Linked DNA regions of Homo sapiens: region 1 is linked to region 2. The links are chromatin loops, found by intact Hi-C in ENCODE. Cell type or tissue: PC-9. All regions are shown on one strand. Each heading gives the region's core, and the rest is flanking DNA. Links, peaks and the distances in the headings are about the cores only. Region 1 has its middle 6.3 kb from the start of SLC35F6. Region 2 holds the start of MAPRE3-AS1 (MAPRE3 antisense RNA 1).

Region 1 (9,181 bases), core at 720-8,719, 260 kb after region 2:
AATATTATGCCAGAGTCAGATTGGAAAGTAAGTCATGATATATAGGGTTAAATAAAACCCATCTGATGAGAATTTATGGTTTGTAGGGCATGACTCTCCAGACCTCTTAGGTAGGAATTTGGGCAAGGTAAAAAAAATCAGAGCTTAGTCCTCAAGGGGTTCTGGTGTTTAAAATCCTACTCTTGGCTGGGTGTGGTGGTTCACACCTATAATCCTAGCACTTTGGGAGGCTGAAGCGGGCTGATTGCTTGAGCTCAGGATTTCCAGACAAGCCTGGGCAACATGGCAAAACTCAGTCTCTACTAAAAATGCAAAAATTAGCTGAGTGTCATGACAAGTACCCATAATCCCAGCTACTCAGGAGGCTAAGTAGGAGGATCGCTTGAGTCCCTGGAGGTGGAGGTTGCAATGAACTGAGATCATGCCACTATACTCCGGCCTGGGTGGCAAAGTGACACCCTGTCTTAAAAAAAGAAAAAAAAAAGGCCAGGCGCGGTGGCTCGCACCTGTAATCCCAGCACTTTGGGAGGCTGAGGCAGGTGGATCACCTGAGGTCGGAATTCAAGATCAGCCTGACCAACATGGTGAAACCCCATCTCTACTAAAATACAAAAAATTAGCCAGGTGTGGGGGTGCATGCTTGTAATCTCAGCTACTCCGGAGGCTGAGGCAGGAGAATCGCTTGAACCTGGGAGATGGAAGTTGCAGTGAGCCAAGATCGAGCCATTGCACTCCAGCCTGGGCAACAAGCGCGAAAACTCCATCTCAAAAAAAAAAAAAAAAAGAAAGAAAAAGAAAAGAAAAAACTGCTCCTAATATGCCTTTCCCAGTGCTCTAGTCTGCACCCATGCCCTGTCACGCCAGCGACAAGATCCTTTTGTTACCAGAAAGGGGTTCTGATCCAGACCTCAAGAGAGGGTTCTTGGACCTGGCACCTTGCGGGGAATCCATAAAGTGAAAACAAGTTTATTAAGAAAGTAAAGGATAAAGAATGGCTACTCCATTGGCAGAGCAGCCCCGAGGGCTGCTGATTGGTTATTTTTATGGATATTTCTGGATTATATGCCAAACAAGGGGTGGATTATTCATGAGTTTTCTGGGAAAGGGGTGGGCAATTGCCAGAACTAAGTGTTCCTCCCCTTTTTAGACCATGTAGGTTAACTTCCAGTTGCTACCATGGCATCTGTAAACTGTCGCGCGCTGGTGCGAGTGTCTTTTAGCATGCTAATGCATTATAAATAGTGTATAACAAGCAGTGAGAAAAACCAGAGGTCACTTTTGTCGCCATCTTGGTTTTGGTGGGTTTTGGCCGGCTTCTTTACTGCATCCTGTTTTATCAGCAAGGTCTTTGTGACCTGTACCTTGTGCCCACTTCCTATCTCGACCTGTGACTTAGAATGCCTAACCTCCTGGGAATGCAGCCCAGTAGGTCTCAGCCTCGTTTTACCCAGCCCCTGTTCAAGATGGAGTTGCTCTGATTTAAATGTCTCTGACACTTTGGAAAACGACTTCAGACCGAGCCAACACACTTCCCCTATGCTGCAGATCTTGTTTCTGTGGTGAGAAAAGAACTTTTACCTGAGGAATGCGAGTCCTGTAAGTTATCAGGCCCAGAGAGACATTAAAATAAGACAGCAATCACGTCCTACTCCCACTTTGAGTTATGTATTTATGTCTTGAAACTGCTTGCTATTGCCACAGGTAGCTATAACCTAACAATGCTGCACTGGACACCATATCTTACATCCTATAGCACTGTACAGCCAATCACTAATCAATGTTATTTCTGTAAACCAATGAGAATTTCTGACAAACAACTTTGTATCAGCCCACTCCCTGTCCTCCTTTTTCTGCCTTTAAAAACCTGTTTGTAACAAAGAGAGAAGGGAGCTCACATCCAAGATTACTTGCGTCTGAGTCTTTTGGGCAGCTGTCCTCATTTTGGCTCAAGTAAACTGTTTAACTTATATTTTGTGCCTTGGCACCTTCTTGTTTTTTTTAAGATGAAGTGGTGCTCTGTCGTCCAGTCTGGAGTGCAGTGGCACATTCTTGGCTCACTACAACTTCTGCCTCCCAGGTTCAAGCAATTCCCCTGCCTCAGCCTCCCGAGTAGCTGGGATTACAGGTGAGCACCACCATGCCCAGCTACATTTTTTGTATTTATAGTCGAGATGGGGTTTCACCGTGTTGGCCAGGCTGGTCTTGAACTCCTGACCTCAAGTGATCCACCCACCTTGGCCTCCCAAAGTGTTGGGATTACAGGTGTAAGCCACCACGCCCAGATGGCTAGCAACTTCATTTTAGATGAACAGGAGGTGGCCCGTGTGGTGGCTCACACCTGTTATCCTAGCACTTTGGGAGGCTGAGGCCTCCTAATCCCAGGAATTTGAGAGCAGCTTGGGCAACATAGCCAGACCCTCATCTCTACAAAAACACTTAAAAATTAGTCAGGGGTGGTAGTGCGGGCCTGTGAGCCCAGTTACTGGAGAAGCTGAGGCAGGAGGATTGCTTGAGCACAGGACTTTGAGGCTGCAGTAAACCGTGGTCATGCCCCTGCACTTCAGCCTGGGCAACAGAGCAAGACCCTATCTCACACACACACAAATTTTTTAAATTAAACAAATAGATCAACAAGAGGTACAGAGATAGGACCTGTCTGCCAACTCCTCCTACTTGCCCTAAGACAGCCTCGAACTTGTGAAAAAGGCCAGAGTGGACGCAGAACTCTCAAGGGGCTGCACCAGACTCCCTTATTGCAGGAAGACCTGCTGGAGAAGGTGTATAAGTGGGATCCTGGAAAAAACATAGGAGGTCCCCAGATAGACAGCAGAAGGGCTTTCTTGCAGATGGACATGGCATGTACAGCGGTGCAGAGGTGTGAGTGTGGAACAAGCCTGGGACCCACAGAATGTTCTAGAATTTTCTTTAATTGGAGCCTCTTCTCCTTTCAGTCAGTGCGGAGTTGGAAGACCCAGAAGAGGTTTCTTCTGAACTTTTTTTTTTTTGAGATGGAGTCTTGCTCTGTTGCCCAGGCTTCTCCTGCCTCACCCTCCCAAGTAGCTGGGAGTACAGGCGTACACCACCACACCCAGCTAATTTTTGTATTTTTAGTAGAGACAGGGTTTTACTGTGTTGGCCAGGCTGGTCTCAAACTCCTGACCTCAGGTGATCCACCCACCTTGGCCTCTCAAAGTGCAGGGATTACAGGCTTGAGCCACAATGCCTGGTCTCTTCTGAACCGCTTGTCTCCAACAACACCTCTAGTTTTGTGTGATTTCAAAGGAGTTCATTGATTTATCAAAAAATGTTTATTGAGATGTAGGATGAATAAAACACAGCTTCTGTCCCAAGGGGCAGACTGGGGCAGCCCACAGCAGCAGGCACTCATCCCTATCAGAGGCCGTTCCTACAGGGCACAGTGACTCAGTCGGTGAGGCTCTGGACCATTTTCCCCACACGTCCAGGCCAAGGGCACTGTCCTGAAGTAAACGTTACTAATGATCATTATTAATTACCAGACCGACATGATGTCACTAGCAGCACAGTCTCTGTCTGTGTCGATAGCCACATCAAACAATGAATTTTAATTTATCACAATGTCCTGACCATTCATCAAACTGCTGTCTGTGGATCCCAGGAGACAGAGTTTATTGGCAAATATCCGTGGAGTCCACTAAGTTTAAGGCCTAGAGCCAGATATGGGGTCCTAAGGAAGCAAGACAAGGTCACTGCCCTTAAGGAATTTGAGATTCATTGGAGGAGAGGGGTCAACACTGCATTAACCATGCAGCAATGTGAGAATGTGTAAGAGACAGAGGGGGTTGAGGGAGGGATGGATTACCTAAGGGAGTGGGCAAGGAGAGGGGACAACAGTGACAATCAGAGCTGTCCTGGACCAGGTGCCCTGTGTCAGGCCTGTGCCTGAAGCTTGACCTCTGTGGCCTTGGTTTTCACAGTAGCCCTGTAGAACTGGAATTCAGAGGAGACCTGAGTAGGGACTTGAAGGAGGAGCAGGATTGCTCCAGGTGCAGAAAGCAGGGTCACCCCAGGCAGAGACAACCATGTGGACACCATGGGGTGGCTGATCAGCCCTTCACGCCAGGGTGTGACCTACAGTGAGGCTCCACGTCCCTGCCACCTGGCTAGAATGGGCTTTAGGGGAGAAAACTAGGATTGCATTAGTGCTTCCAGGTAGCAGTGAGCCCCAGGCTAAGGTATCAGGGCCCAAAGAGACAGGAATTCTGAAAAAAATACAGAGGAATCGTCAGAAGCATTTGAACGAGAGCAACTCTATCTTGAATAGGGGCTGGGTAAAATAAGACTGAGACCTACTAGGCTGCATTCCCAGGAGGTTAAGCATTCTTAGTTACAGGATGAGTCAGGAGGTTGGCATGAGATACAGGTCACAAAGACCTTGCTGATGAAACAGGATGCAGTAAAGAAGCCGGCCAAAACCCACCAAAACCAAGATGGCAACAAGAGTGACCTATGGTCAGAAAGGGGGAGGAACACTCACTTCCAGGAAATCCCCGCCCCTTTCCTGGAAAGTTCATGAATAATCCACCCTTTGTTTAGCATATAATCAAGAAATAACTATAAGTATACTCAGTCAAGCAGCCCATGCCACTGCTCTGCCTATGGATTAGCCTTTCTTTTATTCTTTTACTTTCTTAATAAACTTGCTTTCACTTTACTCTGTGGCTTCACCTTGAATTCTTGTGTCTTGCTCGAGATCCAAAAACCCTCTCTTGGGGTCTGGATTGGGACCCCTTTCCGGTAACAGAATTAGGGTGAATATGTACATGCATAGGCTTTGCAAAATCTATCTATCCACCTGAAATAATCAAAAGGTTCAGAATTCAATTTTAAATAGTTTATGCAAGTGAAAAGCTGGGAGTAACCACCTGAGAAACACAGGCACCAGAGAAATGGGGCCAGTGCTCCAAAGTTGAAAGTTAAGGTCTTTCTCATCCTGGTCGGCTTGGGGGAAAACCAAAAAAGTTAAGGTTTAGCTTATATAGGCAGGAAACAAATACATTTAGTAGGATTATAACATTTTCTGCAACAGGCTTGTTTATGAGTTACAACAGTTAGTTTTTCTTTTCCATAGAGCTTGTTTTCTTTACAACTTTTTATTTCCTTTCCAATTGAGAGGAGTGTATTTAACATCCCATCTTAGACAACGTGATAGTCATGAAGTCTTTGTATAGAAAGTTAATCTGTAATGGCCGGGCACGGTGGCTCACGCCTGTAATCCCAGCACTTTGGGAGGCCAAGGTGGGTGGATCACTTGAGGTCAGGAGTTTGAGACCAGCCTGGCCAACATGGTGAAACTTTGTCTCTGCTAAAAAATACAAAAATTAGCCAGGCATGGTGGCGGGTGCCTGTAATCCCAGCTACTTGGGAGGCTGAAACATGAGAATCACTTGGACCCAGGGGCGGAGGTTGCAGTGAGCTGAGATCGCACCACTGCACTCCAGCCTGGGCAATAGGGCGAGACTTGGTCTCAAAAAAAAAAAAGTTAATCTGTAATGAAGATCAACAGTGAAGCAAGGGGGTCTTCCTTGGCACCCTTCAGTCATTTACATTTTACAAAACAATGTAGGTAAGGAAAAAAGCTAATCTAATCGGAGAAACAGAGGTTACAGCTGCCTGTCATGTGACCCAGGCCTCATAATCATATTCCCTTAAGGCTCAATATATGTTAAAGTTCCAACAGCGTAGTAAATTTTGAATTACTAATTTTCACACATCAGATTATTATTTGATGGAATTTAGGGATAGAACTTAACCTGTACGTTGGATAAAAATTTGCCTCATATTTTTGTAAGCCCTGATTTCCTGGGTAAAATACTATATCTGCAAACCAGCACAAATGTTAACACTTGGCCTGTATCTCCACCCTTCTGCATTCCTGGTATCTTTGAGGACACAGCCCAGAGAAACCAACTGGTGGCTGCGGCCTGCAGTCAGTGAAGACAAGGGCTAGGGTGAGGTGGGACACGGTTCTCCTTCCTTTTCTGAGTCTTTAGAAAGTGAAACGTCAGTCAGCCTTGGTTGTATGGTGACCTCAGCCATCAGAAGAACAATTGTCTCCTGATTGCTCACTTTTTTTTTTTTTTTTTTGAGAGGAAGTCTTTCTCTGTTGCCCAGGCTGGAGTGCAGTGGGGCAATCTCGGCTCACTGCAACCTCCACCTCTCGGGTTCAAGCAATTCTCCTGCCTCAGCCTCCTGAGTAGCTGGGATTACAGTCACCCGCCACCAGCTAATTTTTGTATTTTTAGTAGAGACGGGGTTTCACCATGTTGGCCAGGCTGGTCTTGAACTCCTGACCTCAGGTGATCCACCCACCTCAGTCTCCCAAAGTGCTGGGATTACAGGCGTGAGCCACCACACCCAGACGATTGCTCACATTTGATCTGTTAAAGCTGATAAAAGACAACAGCTTATGTAAAGTTACAGATCATGAAAGGGAGCGAATTCAGCAAATTTTTAGCAAAGGAAGGAATTTTACTGTTAAGTGCGCACCTGCCACAGAATCCTCAAGTGTGAATGGGGTGGTGGGAGGACATAGGAGTTTCTTCATGTATCCCTAAGAATGCAGAATCTTCAGACATGCAAGGACACCTACGCAAGTTGTCCCTAACTAGGGAAAAGCGAGAGGAGGGCTCTGGCTGGGTTTGCCACTTTAAGCAAGGTGACAATGTTTGGGTCACTGAAGCACTCAGAGCCCCACTTTCCTATCTGTAAAATGGAAATGACATTCATAGCTTGTGTAGAGAGAGGACAGATGTGGAAGTGCAGTGCAAGCCCTGCTGGGGAGAATTACTACAGCTGCTGTAAGACCAGAGCCCACAAGATAGGGGGTATGGAGAAAGCCCTTAGCCCGCTGTGCCTTCAAAAGCACTCCTCATGGTTTGCATACGAGTTTGATCCAGACTTCCAGCCTTTTCTCCCAAAGTTGGGGACATTTTGAACACATTTGCATGCTACCTGCAAGCAGGCTCTAACTTCCAGTCACTGCAAACCCTGCATTTGTATTCAATGCTTACTGCCAGCATGTGGCTTGTCTGAAAGACTGAATGCTTTCCCAATCAATGTAATTACATTCTGGATTAAGAGAGAGTTGCTTTACCCTGGAAAGGACAGAAAGATGCGGGCAGACAAGCCAGGTCACACCTGCTTTTGTTTTTTCTTTAAACAAGCTTTTGCTGTGTATCCTTGGGCCATTTCTCTCCAGTGTAGTCTACTCCCTGGCTAGAATGTGACTTCCTCCTGGGCAAGGACTGGGTATCTTGCTGCCTGTCTCTCCCAGCGGGGTTGGTATTGATGGGCAGTCACCTGGAACTGTGGCTAGAAAGAGGAACAAGAGGCTTGAGAGGAAGAGGACTGGGGTGGATTCCGGCTGGAAGCAGGTCTGACAAGACTAGATCTTGGAGGAAGGGAGTGTGGACTGTCTACACTGGCAGAGAGGCATAGATATTGGAGCTCATCAGCTCATTCTGGCTGAATTTACAGCTGGTTTCTATGGTGACCAGAGATGATCAGATTATAACTCACCTGCTCCTTCTAGCTGCAGGCCCTCCTAAAGTCATTCTCAAACCTTCTCTTTTTTCTTTCTTTTTTAATTTAATTTTTTTTTTTAGATGGAGTCTTTCTCTATCACCCAGGCTGGAGTACAGTGGCACAATCTCGACTTACTGCAACCTCCACCTCCTGGGTTCAAGCAATTCTCCTGCCTTAGCCTCCCAAGTAGCTGGGATTACACGCGTGCACCACCAAGCCTGGCTAACTTTTGGATTTGTAGTAAAGACAGGGTTTCATCATCATGTTGGCCATGCTGGTCTCAAACTCCTGACCTCAAGGTCTTGGCCTCTCAAAGTGCTAGGATTACAGGCATGAGCCACTACATCTGGCCTCTGTTTTCTTTCTTATCATCTCCTTTGGTCTCTACCCACCTCCCCGCTCCCACCTCTCACCCCCATCAGTGCTGATCACTAATCTTTTTTTTTTTGAAACAAGGTCTCACTCTGTTACCCAGATTGGAGTGCAGTGATACGAACTCGGCTCACTACAACCTCTGCCTCCCAGGTTCAAGCAATTATCCTGCCTCAGCCTCCCGAGTAGCTGGGACTACAGGTGACTGCCACCATGCCTGGCTAATTTTTGTCTTTTTAGTAGAGATGCAGTTTCACCATGTTGGCTAGGCTGGTCTCGAACTCCTGACCTCAGGTGATCTACCCGCTTCGGCCCCCTGAAGTGTTGGGATTACAGGTGTGAGCCACCACGACCAGCCCTGATCACTAATTTTGAGGTGGTCATTAGATTCTGGAAGCTTGGTCCTCTAAGAGCAGGATCAAGTCAGATTCAGATAAAACAGAAACTCCCAGGTAAATTTGATTTCAGATAAGCAATGAGTCACTTTGTAGTATGAGTATGTCCCTAGTGTTTAGGACATACTTATGAAGCTGTCCTCACAGGCTTAACAAGAATCTTGGACAGAAATATAGTTATAATTAAGCATAATGAGGCTGCACTTTCACCCACTTCCTTGTAACAGAAAGTCGCATAGCACTAGATACTGACCACTTGAATCCCCATTGTTCCTTTAGATTGGATCTCTGACATTAGAATCATAAGGCTTGGCTGGGCCTGTGATCCCAGCATTTTGGGAGGCTGAGGCAGGTGGATCGTTTGAACTCAGTGACCAACCTGGCCAACGTGACAAAACCCCGTCTCTACAAAAAATACAAAAAATAGCCAGGTGTGGTGGATTTGTGCCTATAGTCCTAGCTATTCGGGAGGCTAAGGTAGGAGCATCACCTGAGCCTGGGGAGGTTGAAGCTATAGTGAGCCATGATTGTGCCACTGCACTCCAGCCTGGGCAACAGAGTGAGACCATCTCAAAAAAAAAAAAAAAAAGAATCATAAGGGTTTTGTTTAAGAATTGCTTAAGATGTTTTTCAGGTCCCTGAATTCCAGTGAAACAGCTGATGCCAACCAGTTTGAAGACCTCCACAGAGGAATGAAAGCAACATAAGAATAGTTTCTTCATTTCCTTGTCCCATGACTTCATGCACTCTTTGCCTAATCAACGATCTCCCCACTTCAGCCCTCTCCAAAACCCTTAAAAACCCTAGCCCCAGGCCAGGCGAAGTGGCTTACACCTGAAATCCCAGCA
Region 2 (9,181 bases), core at 622-8,621:
TGCATACCGTTGTCCCTTGGTATTCATGAGGGAATTTGTTCCAGAACATCTCCCCATACCAAAGTCAATGCACAGTCAAGTCCCTTATATAAAATGATGTAGTATTTACAGTTAACCTACACACATCCTCCTGTATGATTTAAATCATCTCTAGATTACTTATAATACCTACTACCATGTCACTTCGATGTAAATAGTTGTTATACTGTATTGTTTAGGAAATCATGACATGAAAAAAAAGTCTGTAAGCAATGCAACAATCCTTTTTTTTTCCTGAATATTTTTGATCGGTATTTGATTGAATCCACAGATGTGGATCCCACGGATGTGAAGGGCTGACTGTATTTTCTCTCTAGCCCAGGCTAGCAGGAGCCTCCTAAAAGGCCTTCCAGCCTCCAGTCTCTCCCTCCTCTTAATCCATCCTTGACATTGCTGTAGTCAGAATCTACCTAAAAGCAGGTCTGGCCACCGCCCTCCCCCACTTCAAGTCCTTTCAGCCAGCAGTCATAAAAGAGACACTCCTTGGCCGAATTTGCCTTGCAGACTTAAACTGTTCAGCACTCATAGTGTTGGAAACAGTTTTGAATTAGTGCCCAATATTTTAAAGTTCAGATGTTTAACAACTTGGGATTTCTGGCTTCTTTTGGCCACTCTGACCCTATGCTCCCGCACTGAAACCAGCAGTTGGAGTGGAGCCAGCAGTGAGCCTCCTTCCCACCCCAGAGGCCAAGGGTCAGCTGCTGCTGCTAACTGACTTGCGCTGTTAAGAAAAGGACATATTTCTTGTAACCACATCTTTATCAGAAATGGAAAAACAAGATAGGTCAAAAGGACTGTGTTTTCCGAGAATTGTGAGGACATGTGTTTCTGGAGTGAGTGAAGAATATTTCTTCAGGTTTAATATGTAAAGTGTCTCTGTGAAATAAGATACATCTTATACACCTTATATTCTTACAGAAAGAATATTTCCCTGCCTGTCGCAGGCATCTGCTGTTATCATGTGACTCCTCCTGACCACTTATCAAACTCATAAGGGGACCCCACCTCTTCAGCCTTATCTCCTACTTTGATTCCCCAGTTAGGAGCTATAGGCAGCTTCCTACTCACCCTCTGTCTGGAATGCCGTCCCCACCCCAAAGTTCATTCATTCTCTGTTCCATGGTTCTCAATTGTGGCCCCAGACCTGCGCAGTGGGACTATATGGGGATCAGCTGGTTAGAAATTCCAATTCTCTTGTCCTCCCCCAGACCTAACTAAATGAGAAACTGCCTTTGACCAAGATGCCCGGAGGATCTGCAGGCACAGTCCTGTTTGAGTAGTACTGCTTTAGACAGGGAGGCTCAGCAAGGCATCTGCAGAGCTGTGTGCCACTTACGTTCCCACCCCTGACCCCAAGTACATAGGACAGAGCATGTTTAACTTAAATGAATGCTTTGAAGAAAAATCATGAGAGAAAACCCTCTTCTTTATTCCTAGTTCTTCCTCCTTTGAAAAATAAACCTTGTCCTTCATTGCCCAGGCAAAGGGAGGCCAGGCGGGGCCAAAAAGCCAAGAGAAACAGAAATGAATTATTGTCTTGGGAGCGCCTAAAGACTCAAGACCTGGCAATTTCAGAGCTTTCCGAGAGTAATGTTGACTGCACTTGAGTTTCCTCCTCCACAACGTCTCTGCGCCCACTGCCCTGCATCTTGGCCCTTGCGCTCACCATTGGACTTGTTTAAATGCCTGCGCCCCATGTCTTGAAGCCAAGAGTGGGGTATCCAGGCCTGTCACAGGCAAGACGTTCAGTAACGTTGAACCATTGAGTGATGCCTCATGTCCTCTCCTCTTTCTGAATCATGTCTCATCACCTTCTGGCCTGGGTCCCCCTGCCATCCCCCTGCCATACCCCCACCATCCCCCCGCCATCCTCCCTCCCCCAGCACTCAGCCTCAGGACTCTGCTTTAGCTCCAGGGGACTTTTTCTGACCCCCTCTGTGGGAGACATGTGCCCATGATCCTACAGCACCCTGGGCACGGCTCTTCATGGCATCCCACATGGTCTGTTGAAATCATGTGTGTGAGAGCGGGTGCGGTGGCTCATGCCTGTAATGCCAGCACTTTGGGAGGCTGAGGGGGGTGCCGATCACCTAAGCCAGGAGTTCAAGACCAGCCTGGCCAACATGGCAAAACCCTGTCTCTACTAAAATTAGCCAGGCCTGTAATCCTAGCTACTAGGGAGGCTGAGGCAGGAGAATTGCTTGAACCCAGAGGTGGAGTGTTGCAGTGAGCCAAGATCATGCCACTGTACTCCAGCCTGGGTGACAGAGCCAGAATCCATCTCCAAAAAATAAATAAATAAATAAATAAATAAATAAATAAAAATGTGTGTGCCTGCCCCTTCCACCTGACTGTAAGCTCTTCAATGGTCAGGCTCTGTTCCATTCACTTTCGGGTTCTACACCAGTTCTTGGTGGATAATAACTGCCTAACCATATTGGTGGAGTGGAATTGCAGACTGGAGTCAGGGGAGTGTTTCTGAGTTCCCAGGATGCACCTAAAGTAACAGGAGGAGGAGTGGATGGGTGGATGGATGCTAAGCTTGCCGAAGGGGCAGAGTGGGTAGGGTCAAGGAAAGGGCATCTGATTTTGATGAGTATTATTTAGTTGTGGACTGCAAGAAATTGAAAAGATTTGTCCCTGTCCTCAAGGAGTTCATAATCTTATTGGGGAGAGTAATGCACACATGAGAACAGTATAACCAAATGCCCCAAAGTGTGCTAGAAACAGCAAGTGCCACAAGAATAGGGAAGGAGAGGGCATGCAGAGGTAGAGAGATGGATGTGAATGACCCCAGGGCCACAGTGGTCAGACTCTGCCAGGTCCCCAGGGAGGGTGCAGAGGACGGCCAGGAGCTGGTGCAGAGGGCACCAGCTATTCCGGGAACTGTCCAGAATGACTCTGCAGGAGTGTTCCACAGGCTCAGAGACTCATTTCCCTATGAGGCCCCTGGGGCAGAGTGATTCTGGGCCAGCTGTGGCTGACAGGCCTCAGAGGGGCTGATCTGGTCTTGGGTGGTTCTGGGGGCAAGGAGTAGTCTTAGGTTGGCCCTGGGAGTTTCCGAGCCACTTTAGGGACTTTGTTCTGCTTAAAGTGTATGAATTTCAAGGGGTGACTACTGAAGAAAAGGAAAGGCAATGGTCTTAGTCCAAATATATCCTCCAGTTTTTGATTGAAATCATTTGAGCCTCAAGGGTCTTCCAGCCTGGGGGCAGCTTTCCTGGTTCCACAGGATTGGACCTGCTAATGGTTCAGGCCTCTTCCATGCATTGCAGAGATTCTTTACTAGGAGAGTCCACTGGCTTCTCCTGCAGAGACTTCAAGAGGCTACAGTGCAGCCCAAGTGTGTGTGTGTATGATATATTATATATACATTATATGTTATATGCACATATTTTACACACACACACACACATAATTTTAAAGAATAGCCCAGATGATTCTGGTGCACAGCCCTGTATGAGAACCACAGCCTTCATTTGATATGCATACTTAGCTGTGATTTACTGGCTTTTGTTGCAATGGCAAAGGCTGGAACATTGGGATGTTCTGCCACTTATCTGGGGGGAAAATACTAGCCAGTCCTTGGCACACAGGGAAAATCTCCAGTTTCCCTGGAGTTTAGAACACAACTAAAGGCCTTGCTTTTAGGGCTCCCAAGAGTCACTAAGAGCCACATAGCGGCTTGAAAAATGCCCAGGTCTTCTCAGCATTGACCCAGTCTTGTCAATGCCTGATGAAGGGAGGGCATTTTCCATACCTTCGGTCTGACTCTAGGGTCCCATGAGTGGCAGCAGTGCCTGTGTGAAGGAAGCTGGAAAAAATGGCTCCTTTCAGGACCCAGCAACGAATCATGCTGTTACCCACTATGGGGCTTCTGGGGAAGCAGGTAGCTAGTAGCAGGAACACAGCTTCAGTCCCTACTCAGGACTCGCTCAGGTCCTCACAACTGGTGCTACACTCTGCCCTAATGGGGGTCCATTTGGCTCAGGAGGACTCATCCAGGGCACCCAGGGGTCTCTGCAGGAATTCTCTGCTGCACCTGCTAGGGCAGCATGAAGTAACAGCCTCCTTGTTTCCTTTGAGCAAACATCACATTGGGGAGGGCAGGATGCCCTTTTAATTTTCCTCTCGTAGCTTTGGCTCTGTAAGTAGAACTAAACATGGCCAGCAGGTGGCACCCAGGTCCTGAGCAAAAACTCCTTTAAATGTATCCCCCATCCCCCAAACCCCCTTTCCAGAGCTCAGTTTAGAGCTCAAATTGGGAGCCTCTAAAAGCTGGGCTGGCTGAGGGGCCTGGAGCATTGGGGCTGTTCTAAGATCCTGGACTGAACTAAGCCAGCCTCCGTATCCCCTAAAACCACAGTTTGAACTCACCAAAGAGGTCCAACTTCTGATTGGCTTTTGCATTGGGGGTTGACTTGGGCCTGGACTCACACCAGACCAGCTGCTGGGGGCAGAGGTGTATAAAGTATTTGCCCAAGCATCAGGGTCTAAGTGGACCAGCTGCCTCCAATTACAGCAAAGACATAACCTGCCAGGCGCGGTGGCTCACGCCTGTAATCCCAGCACTTTGGGAGGCCGAGGTGGGCGGATCATGAGGTCAGGAGATCCAGACCATCTTGGCTAACACGGTGAAACCCCGTCTCTACTAAAAATACAAAAAATTAGCCGGGCACAGTGGCGGGCACTTGTAGTCCCAGCTACTCAGGAGGCTGAGGCAGGAGAATGGCGTGAACCCGGGAGGCGGAGCTTGCAGTGAGCCAAGATAGCGCCACTGCACTCCAGCCTGGGCAAAAGAGCGACACTCCATCTTAAAAAAAAAAAAAAAAAAAAAGACATAACCTGACGAAACTCTTAATAATAACACACTTGTTCCCAAGAGCTCCTTCACCTCCCCGGAGAGAATGGTAGGTAGCCACTCGGAGGGGGCAGGCTCTGTCCCAAGAGATGTAGTAGCAGTGTCTTCCAACCCCATCCACATGTTTCTACCATGATCTTTGGCACATGTGACTGTCAGGAGAAACAGACCCTGATTGGATTGTGGCATGTCATCATCCAGGCGGATCCCCATTCGAGGATCAGACCGACAACGTGGCTTTGGGGAAAGCCTGCTCTGAAGGGCCTCGACTCCTGCTATCAGGAATGGAGCCAAGGGAAAGAAAAGTTGAGGAGGTTTAATCTGGTGATTTTGCTGAGTCATTTCCTATACTAGGACTGTAAGGTTCATGGTGCATTCACAGGCAACTGGGAAAGGCAATTACAGCTCTCATTGCGGGAGGGGAAGCTGCTGGTCATTCTGCAGACTGAGGCCTTAAAAATGGTCATCAAGACCAAATCCCACTAACCCATGGTCAGAAGGGTTTCTAGAGACCATCTGCTTCCTTCCCAGGCGATTAGGACTGCACTTAGATCTAGGCACTTATATTCTTAAATCATAAAGATGGCCAATAAGTCTGCACAACTGAAATTTCACATTCTATTATTTAATGACCTTATCACCAGCCTAAATCTAATTTTGGCTTTTTGTTTTTAAATCTGTCTTCCACAAATATGTCTTAAGGGTAATTTAGGGGCCCTCAGTCTTCTCTAATTCTCTAGAGCTCTTTTTACCCCAAGTTTAGCCCTGTTCTGGCTGGTCCCTGGAAGAACCCCCTGCAGTTTCCAGGCCTCCACCCTCTGCCCAGCGTGGCTATGAAAGACACACCAGGTCTACCAGTCCTGAAGGAGGTGGCCAGCATGCCTCCAGCAAGCTCCAGAAAGGTAGTGCTTAAGAACACTAGATCTCCAGGCACATCAGGTGGGTTCAAATCCTAGTTGTACCATGTCCTAGCTGTCTGACTTGACTTTAGGTCTCAGTGTCCTCATCTATAAAGTGAGGACAGTGACAGCTCCCACCTCACAGAACAGTTATGAGGATTAAGTGAGCCATGTGTACACAGTGCTGAGCACAGAGCCTGACATTCAGTATGTATTTGGCAAGTGCTGTCAGCATCGCGGGGACAGACAGTGAGAATCTAAGGGCATTTGTTCGAGGAGTAGGTGCCTGACACACAGCCAGCCTCTGGTCTCAGACCATGGAAATGCCAGTCCAGAAAGGAGACAGACTACAGAACTTTTCTCTGCTGCTTTGCCTTGAGACAGCCACATGGGCTTCCCAAAGCTGGGCTCTGACCACAATCCCTCCCCAGCTCCAGATTTCCCATATAGCCTGCTTTGTAGACGCCATCCTACCGGCCAAGACAACTGGAACAGATGCTGTGGGATCAGAAGAGAGAGAACTCCACAGAGCCAGCCAACACGTTTCCCGTTCCTGAAGTGGGACTATGCCCATTGTCACTGGGCTACCCCTTCCTGCCCAGGCCCGGGGGCTGAAGTCACCTGTTTGGAAAATCTGCAAAATTGCTACCCCTACCCCTGTGAGTCACACATCCAGGTTATTCTGGGCTTGCATGGAGGCAGTATGTGCAGGTGGGGCTGAGGGGTTCTGAGGGGCTGGGGAGCAAGCCAGCGGGTCACAAAGCCCTGGCAGACCTGGCCAATCACCTTCTTCTTATGGCTGAGCAAGGACCTGATTCATTGAGAGGCTCAGCCTCTCAAAGCTGGATTAATCAATGCAGAGACGGGGCAAGTGGAGTATTTGCAGGGTTGGCCTGGAGCCCAGCATGCGCCCCCTCCCACACATCCAGGACAGGGATCTGGACGGCTGTGGGTTCAGGTAGGGACTGAAACTCCTCCAGGATTTTGTTCTCACAACACTTTTAGGTCACAACTCTAAGACCCTGAGCCCTGCTGAAGTTCCAGCCACTGGGATCCTGGACATGTCCTGCTGAATAATGATCTGAACTCTTACTAAGGCTCTCCCCAGGCTGGTTGGGATAATGGTGCCACATCCCTGTAGCTGCTAGCCAGGGAAGGAGTCCTTGGGGTAGGTTCTGGCTAGGTCACCCTATCTGACCATAACTTCGAGGGTTAACGGAAACCCTGCAGTATAGTAAACAAAATTTCTCATCGCTAAAATCAATCCATTTCAGTAGGGTTCATCTAGGTGGGCAGATAGGCAATATTTTCTTTCTAAACGTTCTTTGCTGGAGATCTTTCAGTTCCTCAAACACCTACTTTTTAGGTCAACAAATGTCCATGGAGTCACCCATCAATCCAAGGCTCCCAGCAGAAGGCAGACAGTGTGACTTGGCTACAGGCTTTGCCATTCGCTGCCTGTGAGACACAAGCAAGTAGGCGAAGATATCCAAGCCTCAGTTCTCATGAAGCATCAGAATGATGGTATGATTGAGCATGGGGCTGTTGGAAGGATAATGAGTACCGCTGGCAGGAGCCAAAGGTTCACCATCACGCTGCTTTGGGGGCTGAGCAACCTTTACTGATAGGCAAGATCACTGACATAGACATATCTGACTCAACATCTTCTTTCCTGCACCCTGACCCAATTCCCACAGACCCTCTGATCAGGGTCCTGAGCAGGGAGAGAGTAGGGACAGCCTTGGGTATCCACTCTCTGCTGCCTCAGGCAGAAAGACAGAGCTGTGCTTTTGAAGCTATGTTGCCCATTTCTTCCCTCAATTAGTACTGGCTCAGGGCTCAGTGCACAATAGCTTCTCAGTACCTATATATTTATTGAATGAATGAATGAATGAATGGGAGAGGTTAAACTAGGGTTTGGGGGGTTCAGATGGCAGGTGGACTCAGAAAGTGTGGTTTTCTGCTTTTATTTCTTGTTTGTTGACCCTGAGGAGGTGCCACTGGCTACATGGAGAAGCAAGGAGAGGAGAATGCTAGCTGCACTCCCTGGCTACACGCAAACAGATGCAGCACGAAGCCTTGGGAACCTTGGCAAGGGATTTAAACAGTCTCCCTCTAATGCATATAACATGGTGCTGCTGGATTTCCCAGAACAGGATTTTAAGATGGTTCCGAGAGTGGAACCTGGTAACTCCTGGGAGCACCTCTCTGCTTGGTCTGCTCTGGGGGTGGGCTGCTGGCCCATCTGTGGCTAGCCTCAGGATAGAGGGAAGGGAGCTGCAGCAGCTGCCATGACGTGTTGGGAAGGGAACTGTCATGTTTGCAGCAGCCCTGGTGGGTCTGATGTTTTTTTAATTATCCTTCAAGTTCCAAAAGCACATCCATGTCTCTGGGGACACATAACAAGCCATGTCACTTTATGTTCCTTTGGAACTATGTCTCTTTGGACTGTCTGGCTTATAGTTGTTGTTCAGGGCCAAGTGATGTGTCACCCTTCTCTGAAATGTCTGCATCCTGTGAATTGTTTAGCCTACTTTCCCCTGACCCCAGGCTCAGGCCCCTCTTCTCTGCTCTCACCATACCTTTCACCCCACATCCAGTCCCCTCCCAAAATCCTCCCAGTTTTACTTCTGTGCCCTTTTGAGAGGGCACAGTCATTTATACTTTAAGCTTTCCACCAGAAAGTCGGATGCTGAAGATGTCCAGGACAAACTTAAGTTTCAGTGTTTGTTGAACTCTCTGTGCCCTCTCCAGTAGACTGCCTTTCCTCATGCCCTCAGACTCTACTCTACCTGCCTGTTCTGCAGGACTAACCCCACGTGGAGACAGTCAGCCCCCACCCCAGTGGGGACATGCACTGGAGAGCTTCCAGAAGGCCTGCAGATAGCTTCTCTCCTGCCCTACCATAGTGCCCGAAATTCCCACCAGAAATGCCACTCTTGTGGATTACAGCATCCAGCTCCAGAAAGCCTTTGAGTTGTTACCTCAATTTTGCTTTTGAGGAAATGAAGGATGAGGATTCCAGTGACTTTTCCAAGTTCAAGATCAACCACTGGCAAGATCAGAGCTGAACCTGGCCAAATGAACACAAATCCCATGCTCTTTCCACACCACCACACTGGTGCAGGAAGGACGATTTGATTTTTCACAGCTCTAGAGCAGGATGACTTGCCCAGATTTCACCCCTTGAGAATTAGGAGGAGGGAAAGGGAATTTCAGAGGATTTCTTCTTCTTCTTCTTTTTTTTTTTTTTGAGATGGAGTCTTGCTCTGTCACCCAGGCTGGAGTGCAGTGGCATGATCTCGGCTCACTGCAACCTCCACCTCCCAGGTTCAAGCAATTCTCCTGCCTCAGCCTCCCGAGTAGCTGGGATTACAGGCGT

Evidence for each region. Peaks named below come from ENCODE experiments on the same cell type or tissue, not always from the same donor. Only the 100,000 strongest peaks of a DNase experiment are listed, where the experiment ranks them.
Region 1: it touches region 2 in a loop (4-fold over the local background); 2 of 110 quality-filtered maps call a loop at or near these places.

What each region holds. Positions count from the first base shown.
Region 1 is chr2:26,753,385-26,762,565 of GRCh38, reverse strand. No RefSeq gene overlaps it. Among named protein-coding and RNA genes, the nearest start is that of SLC35F6, 6.3 kb to the left of the region's middle. RefSeq lists enhancers at 2,800-3,545, 4,071-4,130, 3,546-4,293, 7,286-8,033, 8,034-8,781 and 1 more. In PC-9, for the core only: no CTCF peak of the experiment used is centred there; DNase peaks (open chromatin) are centred at 4,385 and 8,425; H3K4me3 peaks cover 700 bases; H3K27ac peaks cover 3,497 bases.
Region 2 is chr2:27,012,077-27,021,257 of GRCh38, reverse strand. All of the region lies in intron 1 of MAPRE3 (microtubule associated protein RP/EB family member 3), which reads right to left. It overlaps MAPRE3-AS1 (MAPRE3 antisense RNA 1), which reads left to right and starts at 6,670. Exons shown (of 6, transcript NR_149018.1): 1 at 6,670-6,757. In PC-9, for the core only: CTCF peaks have their summits at 4,009 and 4,209 (motif pointing right); DNase peaks (open chromatin) are centred at 4,217 and 5,217; H3K27ac peaks cover 3,478 bases.